2 separate regions of the Mus musculus genome follow, and region 1 is linked to region 2. Evidence: chromatin contacts called from ENCODE POLR2A ChIA-PET data. All regions are on one chromosome and are shown on one strand. The core of a region is the stretch at or near the end of the contact, and the rest is flanking DNA. Distances in the headings are between cores, read along the strand shown. Region 1 has its middle 10 kb from the start of Gm39468. Region 2 holds the start of Cpsf4l (cleavage and polyadenylation specific factor 4-like).

Region 1 (5,834 bases), core at 195-2,694, 68 kb before region 2:
TGATGTCCTGGGTTGACTTAGGCCCTTGGGGACAGTAATCAGCCTAAAGCTCGCCCTACTGCTGGAAATGCTTGGCTGCCTCCTTCATAGGCTTCACTGGGGCATGTCCAATTCAATAAAGGGTCAGAGTTGCTGGGAGTCGGCAGAGCAGTTACTGTTGGCCTTGTTGAGAGGCCCTAGTGGAGAACCTGAAGCCATTCTCAGCAGTCTCTAGTCCCTGCTAATTCTCACTGTGCAGAGAAGCCAGGGTCAAAGCCCGAGTTAAGAACATACTTGAGCCGGGCATGGTGGCGCACACCTTTAATCCCAGCAATTGGGAGGCAGAGGCAGGTGGATTTCTGAGTTTGAGGCCAGCCTAGTCTACAAAGTGAGTTCCAGGACAGCCAGAGCTATACAGAGAAATCCTGTCTCAGAAAAAAAAAAAAAACATACTTGAGTATTAATGTGGTCTCTCCTCCCTACACACCTGACCCCTGGGATATTGTAAGAGAGATGTGGGAAGCCAGCTCAGCAGGCAGGTGACCCATCTGCTGGGAGTGAACAGTTTGCTTTTCACAGTGACTTCTCTTAGGCAGATGCGAAGGCTCTTAAGCCAGGAAGCACAGCCTTGTCCCCAAAGGACTACAAATTGGCAGAGACCTTGCCCCTCCAGGGACACAGGTTTCCCAGGGCTACCTTGACCTTTGTCAGTCAGCTGGACCCCAGCCCCCGCAGCATCTGACATCGCCAAAGCCGCACATCCGCAGAGGCAGGGGCTGCCTGAGTTCACACTGCCACGCTCACTGTCCGTCTGTCCCTTGTGTCTTTTTAAAACAACTCCCATCTTTTTTTTTTTCTTTTTTCCTCTGTCTTCGGAGGCTTTAACCATTTAAGGATGTTGTGAGTTTACATTAGGGAATTATCAGCCCAGCCCAGCCCAGCCCAGCCCAGCCCAGCCCAGCCCAGCCCAGCCCAGTGAGGGAGCTTTAAAGAGGAAGTGGGAATGTGTTTTTAAAAAAATCATTTGTGTGTGTGTGTGTGTGTGTGTGTGTGTGTGTGTGGTGTTGCACAGGAGGCCAATTTTCCTTTGCCTTTAACAAATCACCTTGTGCACTGAGGTCCTCCATGTGTTCATTGGAACCCGTGCTGGCATCCTTGGGCACAGACCCACTTGGGCTTGCATATAAGCATATAAAGATATGCACAGAGCATACATCTATGTGTGCTAACATAGGGGCTCTTGGCAATGCCCTCTGACGGCCCCTTGGCTGTCTCTCATCCTCAGGAGGCACGGACAGCCTGGGTCACTTGCACTTGGGGTATTTGGTGAGACCTATTACCCAAGCAGCTGAGCACATTACAAGCTACAACTCGGAGATGAGCCTAGGGTGAGAGCCTCTGTTTAGGCACTGCCTGCCAGGGGTGTGGGGGGGAATTATTAGCTACACAGCCACAGCCACAGCTGGACACCCAGTAGGTGTCCAGCTGCGGAACTCTAGGTTGTTCAATGAGATCTTTTGGCCTATGTTTACATTTCTGCTGGGCACTGGAGCATCCCAAGAACTCCACCTAGACACCCCACCATATTCTAAGGGTATGGCAGGCGGGCACCGACCCTGGGTAAGGGGAAGCTTTCATTTTCCTGAGCCTGTGAGGCCAGGGCTGTTGTCTTGTGACTATGGGGAACAAGGTCACAGAAGGACACGCCTAGCCCTCTTGCTGTTGCCTCTCTGTGCCCTGAGGAAATCTGCCCTGTATTCAGGAGCCCACACTTAGCACGCTGGGACGGCTCTCTCCTCTCCTGGCAGCGCCTGCCTCCTGCATTCTTGCAGGCTCTGCTCCCAGATTGCCAAGACTAACCAAATAGCTGCTCTGGGTTCCAGGAGCATCTTCCTCCGGAGAGCAACAGGGAGTTTACAACCCCCGCGCTGTTGCCTCTCCTTTCCCCTCTCCACCACAAACCTGACACTGCCCGTGAATCAGAGGGAACAAGGACACAGCTAGGCTGCCTTGCCAGCCCTTGCTTTTAGAGGCCTTCTGTCATTGCTGTCCATGACCGCCCTGGACAGCATTTCTAAAGGTGCCAGAACCTCACATTAGACTGCCCCAGGCAGGGGTTCCCCTCGCCTTCTCGAGAGGCACACAGTGAAGGTGCCACCATATTCGTGCAGCCAGCCAGCTGGACCATCACTGGGGGAAAGAGGGGACCCACAGACAGCCACCACCAGCTCCTGAGTGCCTCTGTGGTCCCATACAGGGACACCCACCCTAACCAACACCTCGAGCACAGGTGCCCCACCCCCTTGGGACAACCCCCACCTTTCTGTTTCCATAAAAAGACAAATCCAAAGCATTTAAGTGTGTTCCTTCCTCCACCCATATAGACTCCCAAAACAAAACTCGGTACAAATCTTTATTTTTTTGATTTAAAAGCTATAATGAAAAATTATAGGGAGAGTATTCATTATGGCAGGTGTCTATCTGTAAGAAAAATAAATATATCTATATGTCATATAGCTTGTTAGCAAGTTTATTTTTTAAATGAAAGGTAAGAAAGAAATTGATTTGAAATATATACCGCCAGAAGTCCTATGTCCTGTCAAACTGTCAGTATTTTATAAATAAACTTTTTTTTTGGAGTTCTGAAGCGGCAGTCATTCTTTTCCTTGGTGCAAATTCCTCAAACATGTGTTTCTATCTCTAGCCTTGTGGGGACTGTGCAGAGCTAGTCCGGAGCTGGGCTCATCTGCCCTCTTAGTTCATCAGCACGTGGTATCTATACTTTTAGAGTGGCACATAGTGAAGGTACCACCATATGTGTGTGTGTGTGTGTGTGTGTGTGTGCGTGTGTGTGTGTGTGCGTGTGTGCAGCCAACCAGCTGGACCATCAATGGGGGAAAGAGAGGACCGAAAAAGTCCTGCTTGAGGCTGAGCAGAGCTCCAAGGTAGAACTTCAGCCCAACATGCAGAGGCTCTGAGTTCAATCCTTAGCAGCAAAAGAAGAAAAAGAAAGAATGAGTTATTTTAAGTTTGGGAGATCAGAGCCCCTCAGATGTCTGATGCAACTGTTAATGGTCAATTAACTGATGGTAGCATGGGAGTGGGACAGGGGCCTCAGTGGTTTAGAGCACCCCAGTTCAGTTCCCAGCACCTACATCATAGGGCTGCCCACAACTGCCTGTAACTCCAGTTCTAGGGGATCCAATTCCCTTTTCTGGCCTCCACAGTTGCCCATGTACACACACACATACACACACTCACACATGCACACACACACACACACACACACATGCACACACACACACACTCACACACAAATGCACGCACACACACAACAAACACTAATAAATAAAATTTAAAATAAACATGTATAATAATGACAACATTAAGAAGTGACACATTGATACCACACTCTAAGGGGTCAGACGGTCACTTGATATGCAGAACCTGACAAAGCCCGAGTGTAACAGCCAAGGAAGGGGATAGGCACAGAGAGCCTTTTAAGAGGCTTGCTCTCCAGAAGCAGATGGGGGCAGAGCCAGGATTCGTCCTAAGGAACCAGTTTGACTCTGGAGGTACACACACTCACAGATCTGGTAAGACAGCTCCTTGCTAGGTTTTGACCATTACAAATCTAGCACCTAGGTGCAACCAAGGCTGTTTTTAGTGTTTGCTGTAGGACTTTTGGGTGGGCATTTTATTTACTTTTTAACCTTTTCCCTCCAGAGTCTTACTTCCCAGACTGCCCTGGAAATCACAACAATGTTCCTGCCTCAGCATCCCAAATGCTTGGATTATAGACTGTTAGACTGATCAAAATACATTTACCAGCACATTGGAGACAGAGATAGTCAGGTCTCCATGATTTCAAGATTAGCATGGTCTGTCTGTACAGTGAGTTCAAGGCCAGCTAGTGAGGGCTTGTCTAAAAAAAAAAAAAAGATATATATGTAGACTAAATATGTTAGTTTTACTTAAAATGCACAGTGTAAATTCATTCACTATGCTGTTGGTATTGAGCCATGACATTACTCGCTTTCTGCAAGTTGGCAGTTCTCTAGGATCATCTCTTTGCATAAATCTCATCTATTTTGCATAAATCACACTTGCAAGGCAACATTAGTGCGTCCCCTTTTTGCTTTTTCTTCTTTTCTTTCCTCCTCTTCCCACTCTTCTTCCTTTTGTTTCATTTTAGATTTGTAGTTGTTTTTAGAAATAGTTACTTTGTTTTATGTGTACCGGTGTGTTTTTTGCCTGCATGTCACTGTGCGCACAATGTATGTGTGATGCTCTCGGAGGCTAAAGAGGACGTTGGAGCCCCTAGAGCTGCAGTTATAGATGGTTGTGCCCTGCCATGAAGGTGTAAATAATCCACCCTGAGTCCTCTAGAAAAGCAGTCAGCACTGTTGACCACTGGGCCATCTCTCTACCAGCTTTTCATTTCTTTTTTTTTTTTTTTTTTTTTTTTTTTTGGTTTTTTTCGAGACAGGGTTTCTCTATGTAGCCCTGGCTGTCCTGGAACTTACTCTGTAGACCTGGCTGGCCTCGAACTCAGAAATCTGCCTGCCTCTGCCTCCCGAGTGCTGGGATTATAGGCATGTGCCATCAACGCCTCATTTCTTGAGTCTGTATTCTCAGATGGCCTTGAATTCAAAGCTGTCCTTGGGTTTCAACTTCTGTGTGAGGAGATTACAGAGGTATACTAAGATTTGTTTGTTTGTTTAAAACAAGATCTTACTCTGTAGCCCAGGCTGGCCCAGAATTCAGTGGGTAGGTCAGCCTAGCCTGAAGCTCATAGCAATTCTCCTGCCTCATCGTCCCATGCGCCAGGATTATAGGCATGAACTCTCATTCCCAGCTTGAGTTTCTATTTAACTGGGTATGGTAGTACATGCATTTAATCCCAGTGGTCTAGAGGCAGAAGCAAGCATAACTCATAACTTTGAGTTCAAGGCCAGCCTGATCCACATAGCAAGTTCCAGGCCTGCTAGGATTACATAGTGAGGTCATAACGCCAACCCCTCAGAAAAGAAGAAACTAAAAACCGTAAAAATAAAAAATAAGTGTGTGTGTGTGTGTGTGTGTGTGTGTGTGTGTGTGTGTAAATGTGCACATGGCATGACACATGCGCATTGGTTAGGGAATGACTTCTCCTACAGTTTGGGTCCAGGGTATTGAACTCAGATCATCAAAGTGGCTTTAACCACTTTGGCCTACCTGAGTTTCTCTTTCTTAAAGTCTGGGTCTTTTTTCTTCTCCTCTTCCTCCTCCTCCCCCACCTCCTCCCCTCTTCTTCCTTTCCCTCTCCTCCTCCTCCCCTCCCCCCCCCCTTCTCCTTCATGTTCCTCTATTAAGCCATGAGTCCCTGGGGAGCAGGTTCCAACAGCGCAGGCGCTCCTTCCCGCTCCTTCCGGCAAGTTCTCACACGGCCAGCTCTCCAGGTGACGCAGGCTGGAGCTGGCTGGGCCTTTCACTTTGGCTTCCTTTCCTCTTTGATCATCACCTTGCCTGTTTCTGGGCTGACCTCAGCTCTTAGAGCGCTTGCTATGCCCAATTTGCACATTGATCTCTCCGCAAGACTCTCTCGCCCTTCCCTTGCTCATTTAGGGCAATGCCAACAGCTGGCTGAGTGACATTCTGGCCTCCTCGCTGGTTTTGTCACACTGACATTTATGGGGTTGTCCATTCTGAACAGTGCTCATTTCTCTGACACCTACAACATCACCCTTGCATGTTGTACCCAAAGGACTGAGTCCCCATTTTCCTTCCTTTCTCTCTCTTCCTTCCTTCCTTCCTTCCTTCCTTCCTTCCTTCCTTCCTTTCTTTCTTTCTTTCTTTCTTTCTTTCTTTCTTTC
Region 2 (6,000 bases), core at 3,067-5,566:
TCCCCCACACCTCACCACACATCCACAAAACATATTCCTCCTCTCTTTTTTGCCCCCCCCACTTTCTCCAGCCATATTTATTTCATATATGTGGGTACACTGTCTTCAGACACAGCAGAAGACGGCATCGGATACCCATTAGAGATGGTTGTGAGCCACCATGTGGTTGCTGGGATTTGAACTCAGGACCAAGAGCAGTTGGCTGAGCCATCTCTCCAGCCCATCCTGCTTGCCTCTCTTCATCTTTGTATGTGTATCCCCTGCTCTCTATCTTTGTACAATGGGGTGCTGATATTCCCTGGGAGTCATGTTGTAGTCTAAACTAGGGGACAAGAAAAGGTTTCCCTTGGTCACATGGGGACATTTGTCATCAGTAAGAGAGAATAAAACTGGAGGATGCCAACCTGAGTCCCCAGTGGTGCCTCATGACTTGGGTCTCAGGTACCCCAGGCTGGCCTGGGATTCAAAGTGTCTGTATAGCCAAAAATGATCTTGAACTTCTGAACTTTTACTGCTTTTTGTTTGTTTGTTTGTTTGTTTTTTCGAGACAGGGTTTCTCTGTGTAGCCGTGGCTGTCCTGGAACTCACTCTGTAGACCAGGCTGGCCTCGAACTCAGAAATCCGCCTGCCTCTGCCTCCTGAGTGCTGAGATTAAAGGTGTGCACCACCACGCCCGGCCCTACTTTTACTCTTACTATGCTACTTGTACTCTTACAAGCATGGGCACCACACGCAGTTCACGTGATATTGGGGATTAAACCCAGCACCCAGCCCTGTTTTTTTTTTTTTTTTAAGATTTATTTATTTGTTTAATGTAGATACAGTGTACTTACATAGTATGTAATGACTTACATTGTATGTAAGTACACTGTCATTGTCTTAAGACTCACCAGAAGAGGATGTTGGATTCCATTATTGATGGTTGTGAGCCACCATGTGGGAATTGAACTCAGGACCTCTGGAAGAACAACCAGTGCTCTTAACCTCTGAGCCATCTCTCTAGCCCCCAGTCTTATTTGGTTTTTTTTTTTTAGGACAGTGTCTCATGCTATAGTCAAAGTTGGCCTGTAACTCACTATGTAACCTAGATCTTAGTAACTTTTCTATTGCCGTGAATAGATACCATGACAAAGGCAACTTATAAAAGAAAGCATTTCATTTGGGGGTTCACAGTTCCAGAGGGCTAGAGTTCATGACGGGGAGCATGGTAGTGATGGAGTAGCTGAGAGTTTATATCTGGTGTGTGTGTGTTTGTGTGTATGTGAGAGAGAGAGAGAGAGAGAATAGAGCACACTAGCTGCTGACTGGCAAAGGAAATGGTACAGGCTTTTGAAACCTCAAAGCCCAATGACACAACTCCTCCAGCAAGGTCATACCTTATCTTCTCAAACAGTTCCAGCAAACTATGGAAGGAGCTCAGATATCCAACTGTATGTGCATGTGGAGGCCATCCTCATTCAAATCACCACACTTGATTAGCCACACAATCATGGCAATCCTCCTGCCTCAGCTCCCTAATTTCTAAAGTTCTTAAGGCCAAAGATGTCAGGTCTTCTTGCTGCAGTTAGCTGGATGGCTCCACCCTCTCTCTACCTCTTGGCTTCCAGTGGCCTTCTCTACAGGATCTCTGTGTCTCGAATCTCTTTCCACCTTTTGCATTTTAAGACGGACTTTCTTGCAGCCAGGATGCTCTCAACCCAGGTGTGTACCACCATGCCTGGGTCCTCTTCTCCACTCACAAGGACATCCACTAATGGTCCTAATTCCAGGGCGATCATATCTTGGAACTCCTGACTTACTGACATCTGGAAAGTCTTTAATTCCAAATAAGGCCAAACCCACCGTAAGGGCACTGGACTGAGTAGGGGGCAGTTTAGCTTTCATATGCCACACTAACCACGAGGAGCCAAGGGGCGGGAGCGCGAGCTGTTCTGTACCAGGGTTGTTTCTGAAAGGACCTCAGACCACGTCCCCAGGGCTCTGACTGGTTTTAGGGTTCCTCCGTTTAGCTCTGGCTGTTCTGGAACTTGCTCTGCTGTAGACCAGGCTGGCCTCGAACAAACTCAGAGATCCACCTGCCTCTGTCTCCCAAATGAGTGCTGGGATTAAGGTGTGAGCCATCACAGTCTGACTACTATTTGCATATCATATCCATTGCCTCCTCTCAGCCCATCCTCCAGGGAAGACTTGCAGGGTGATCACCCTTATGATTAGCACACACCCCTTACACACACACACACACACACACACACACACACACACACCAGGCCTGGTAGCTCATACTTTTTTTGGGGGGGGGTAATGATTTATTTATTCATTTTATGTATTTGAGTACTCCATTTCTTTCTTCAGACACACCAGAAGAGGGCATCAGACCCCACTGCAGATGGTTGTGAGCCACCATGTGGTTGCTGGGAATTGAACTCAGGACCTCTTGGAAGAGCAGCCAGTGCTCTTAACCTCTTGAGTCATCTCTCCAGCCCAGCTCATGCCTTTTAGCCCAGCGGAGACAGGCCAATTTACCTAGTGAGTTGGGGTTGGTCAGGGCTAAGTAGAGAAAGGCCTTGTCTCAAAAACAAAACAACAAAACAAAACAATCCAAACCTCTGAAGTGGCCTAGGACTCCTCCCCTCCTCCACCTCCCAGCCTACTGCCCACTGCACCCTTTCTTCTCTGAATGCTTGTTTTTGCTTGAGTCTTGGTCAGGCCCCTCTTCTGGACAAAGCCCCCCCCCCCCCCATCATCACCAGATTTTTCTCCTAACATACTCTCTGCCACCTTTCCTTGCCCTCATCCCTCCATCCAACCCGTATTCTGTCCAGTGTTGTTTCTGCCCCATAGCCTGAGTGTCCCTCCAGCCCCCCAAGCCCCCACCCATGGCAGTGACCTCCAGGACGTGGCTCTGCAGTGTGCCCTTGAGCTTTCCGCACCTTGGTTGCCCCCTCTGCCTTCTCTAGCAGACCCATGGGACTCTCAAATAATCCCAAGGTGACAGACCAAGGACCTAATCAATACCTAAGGATAGGGTCAAGAGATGCAAGAGCCTCTTCCCCAGGGACCCTTGATCTCCAGCCCTAGACAGCCATTCTGCCTACAGTCCCGGGTACAGGGTGATCCCAGGCTACTCTTACTCCAGCCCCACCCAGCTCCAAGGCCATTCCCAGCGCGGATCTATCTCTCCAGCTGCTGTCTTTTCAGATCTGGAGTTCAAAAGAACAACAGATCTAGGCATAACAGCCGCAGGAAACAAAGCTGGCAGGCTGGATCCTGTCGGCTCAGCCACAGGCCTGCAGCGCCAAGCTTACCTCTCCCCGCTGGGTCCCGGGGAGGAGATGTCTCTAGTTCTAGTTCCTAGGGCCTAAAAAGCCCACATGTCCTGGTAACAGTGGCTCCTGGAGAGGCCAGGCCACTTCAGGACCCAGGAGGGGGAAGGAAATAGCCTGGTTTAATTAGAGCTTTAAAAATGCTCCTAAGAAAGCCGATTCTGAGGTCCTCAGCCCTTCAGGGCAGGGTTGGCCTAATAATAATAAAACAACATTTGCATGGATATTTCATTTACAAAGCATTTTCTCCGGGTAAGGGAGGCTCTGGGGTGGCCCAGTGGATTCCTCGCTGGGAGGTCACCCCCAGCCTTGGGTCGGTTCCACCTCCTTCGGAGCTTACCATTGTGATTGCCTGCGGGGTAAACAAAGGGCCCTTCATGGAACTGTTTCCGATGCTTCTGGCCTGCATTCCTTTTGTCCCCCCCCACCCCCCTTCCAGGAAGAGCACGCTTGGGGTTTGTCATTCCGTCTAGAAAAGAGGCTCAGAGGGCCTGGTGGGAGGGAGAGTGGCTGGGACCTAGTGGAGGAACCTTTCCTCTGTCCCACACACCCTCTGACTACCCCCATCCCACTCCACCCAACACCTGGGCATCGCTGTATGCAGTAGGTTCGCATCAATGGGTAGTTATATCCCCACACATACAATGGGACACTGGTTTGGCAACGGCTCTGTTCTGTGATCGGCAGAGATAAGCAGGTGTGAGTCTTTGCCAATCCCTTCCCCAGCTGAGGATGGGGGTTGTGTGAACAGTGTGGGGGTGTGGGGCCCTGGAAGGCCTGCACCTGCATGGGTGGGTGGGAGGGCTGAGGCAGCCGAGGAGCCTCTGGGGGTACACTCAGCCAGAAAGTCACGTGCAGTCACCTGGCCCCTTGAAGGAAGAGGTGACCTGAGAGGGTGAGAAAGAGGGGCCAGCATCAGATAGGGCCTGGCCCCGTTAATTAGGATTAGGTGCGGATGGGCTATATAGGAGCCACCTGCGGGGGTTCTGGCATCTTGGCTCTTTCTGCTTTTCCGGCGGGAGACGGAAGATGGAGGAGGTCATTGCCGGGCTGCAAGGGTTCACGTTCGCCTTTGAGCTGGATGTGGAATCGCAGAAGGGCACTGGGCTACTGCCTTTCCAGGGCATGGACAGTGAGTGGCGATGCCTGTGTCCCCTGCTCAGGTCCTGGAGGTGCTGTGCGTCTCTCCCACACAGCTTCTGGGTATTCACTGCCCGGGATAGAAAGGCAGACTTCCGAGCTGCCAGAGCTCCCTGGGTGCCCCCGAAACCTTCCACCTCCTGCCTCAGAGGTGGGCTGAGTTTAAGTGGAATTTAGAGACTGGTTCTGGGCGGTGGGGGAAGGGTTTCGGAAGAGGGTACCCCGTTGACTCAGCCTCCACAGACGGAGACAAATGAGAACTGGTTTTGATGGTGGACTGGGGCCGCCAAGGGGCTGAGAGGCAGGCGGGAGGATTGTGGCGGTTCTGTCCAACCTGAACTACAGGGCGAGACAGTTGCATAAACAGACGGGCAAAGGAACAGGTAAACAACAAAACTCCAAAGCCCAGCCAGAGAGAGTAGTCGGGGCCCACGCAGCTCCAAGCCCGGAGGCTTAGGTGGGACTTGCCGCAAGGCTCCAGCTCTGGGAACGCCACCTTCTCCTCCGGTTTCTTTCTCCTCCAGAGTCCAGTTCAGCTGTGTGCAACTTCTTCGCTAAAGGGCTCTGTGTGAAAGGTGAGTGAGTCAGGCCTGGGCTGGGCCGGGACAGGAACGGCTGTGGGGACCATGCTGGGTTCAGCTGGGGACTAGGACGTAGTGTGAGCTTGGCTCCTGGACTAGATAGGATCCAGCCTCTGTCATGAGCAAGAAGGTAGCCAGCCATGTGTAGTTGGTACCACAGAAGTTGTGTTTTATTATGCTGAGGGTCACCACACAAGGCTCACACTCTCAATTCCTAACTACGGTCATATTATTATCTGCTCAAGGCTGCTCACCTGTGCGACGACATACCTTAGCTAGTTTATGACAGAAGTCTCTGATTTGAACCCCACCCTGGCTACTGGTCTTCTTTTCTGGATTGGAGGTCACTTTGAGGTTCCTCCAATAGCAACATACAGTGGTCTACATACCTAACCCCTAACAGTAGTGTTTCTAATTCACCCTGAAGCCCGGCTATGGACTCAGGTGAAGAGAGTCTTAAGGGGCCTGCCGTGGAGAGCCTTAATATTCGGTTCCTATAAGTCAGGAGGCTGGGGGTGGGGCAGAGAGGACCTGGAGCCCTTTCGGGATGATTGCATGAGAAGAAGAGGAGCTCACTGGCCATCCAGGCCCCGGGAAACCAGAACCTTCGAGGTCCATTACAGAGTGAGTGAGCCACAGCTCAAAGAGAAAGCTGCTACTGAGGAAAGCCAGAGCCCAAGGAATGGCCAGCCAGGAGTGTGTGTGTGTGTGTGTGTGTGTGTGTGAGACAGAGAGACAGACAGACAGACAGAGTCATGCAGGCAGGCCAGGGGGCATTCAAAGAGGATGTCCTTGTCACGCATGGAAACAAGCCTTGCTTAGACATAGCCCTCCCTTCCAGTGGCAGTGTCTGCTGAATAAAGATACCGAGGTGGTCAAATGTAATGTTTCTAGTGTGTGGCCACTGTTAGAGTCACCCATGTCATGCCTGTGTTGTCCTTAATATTTGAAGTCGT

What was found. ChIA-PET counts read pairs that join two places held with the same protein, here RNA polymerase II (POLR2A).
Region 1: POLR2A ChIA-PET joins it to region 2 with 16 read pairs in Patski. The contact joins the enhancer-like site here to the promoter of Cpsf4l in region 2. POLR2A ChIA-PET finds 5 or more read pairs at or near these places in 4 of 5 experiments (Patski and embryonic stem cell).

The regions. Positions count from the first base shown.
Region 1 is chr11:113,773,166-113,778,999 of GRCm38, reverse strand. It overlaps a transcript of Sdk2 not described here. Among named protein-coding and RNA genes, the nearest start is that of Gm39468, 10 kb to the left of the region's middle. Within about 2 kb of position 1,444, at least 1 of the 3 ENCODE cell types and tissues checked has a DNase peak (open chromatin) inside an H3K27ac peak, as active enhancers do.
Region 2 is chr11:113,707,842-113,713,841 of GRCm38, reverse strand. Cpsf4l (cleavage and polyadenylation specific factor 4-like) reads left to right here and starts at 4,316. Exons shown (of 8, transcript NM_026682.2): 1 at 4,316-4,455; 2 at 4,988-5,038. The coding sequence starts at 4,353.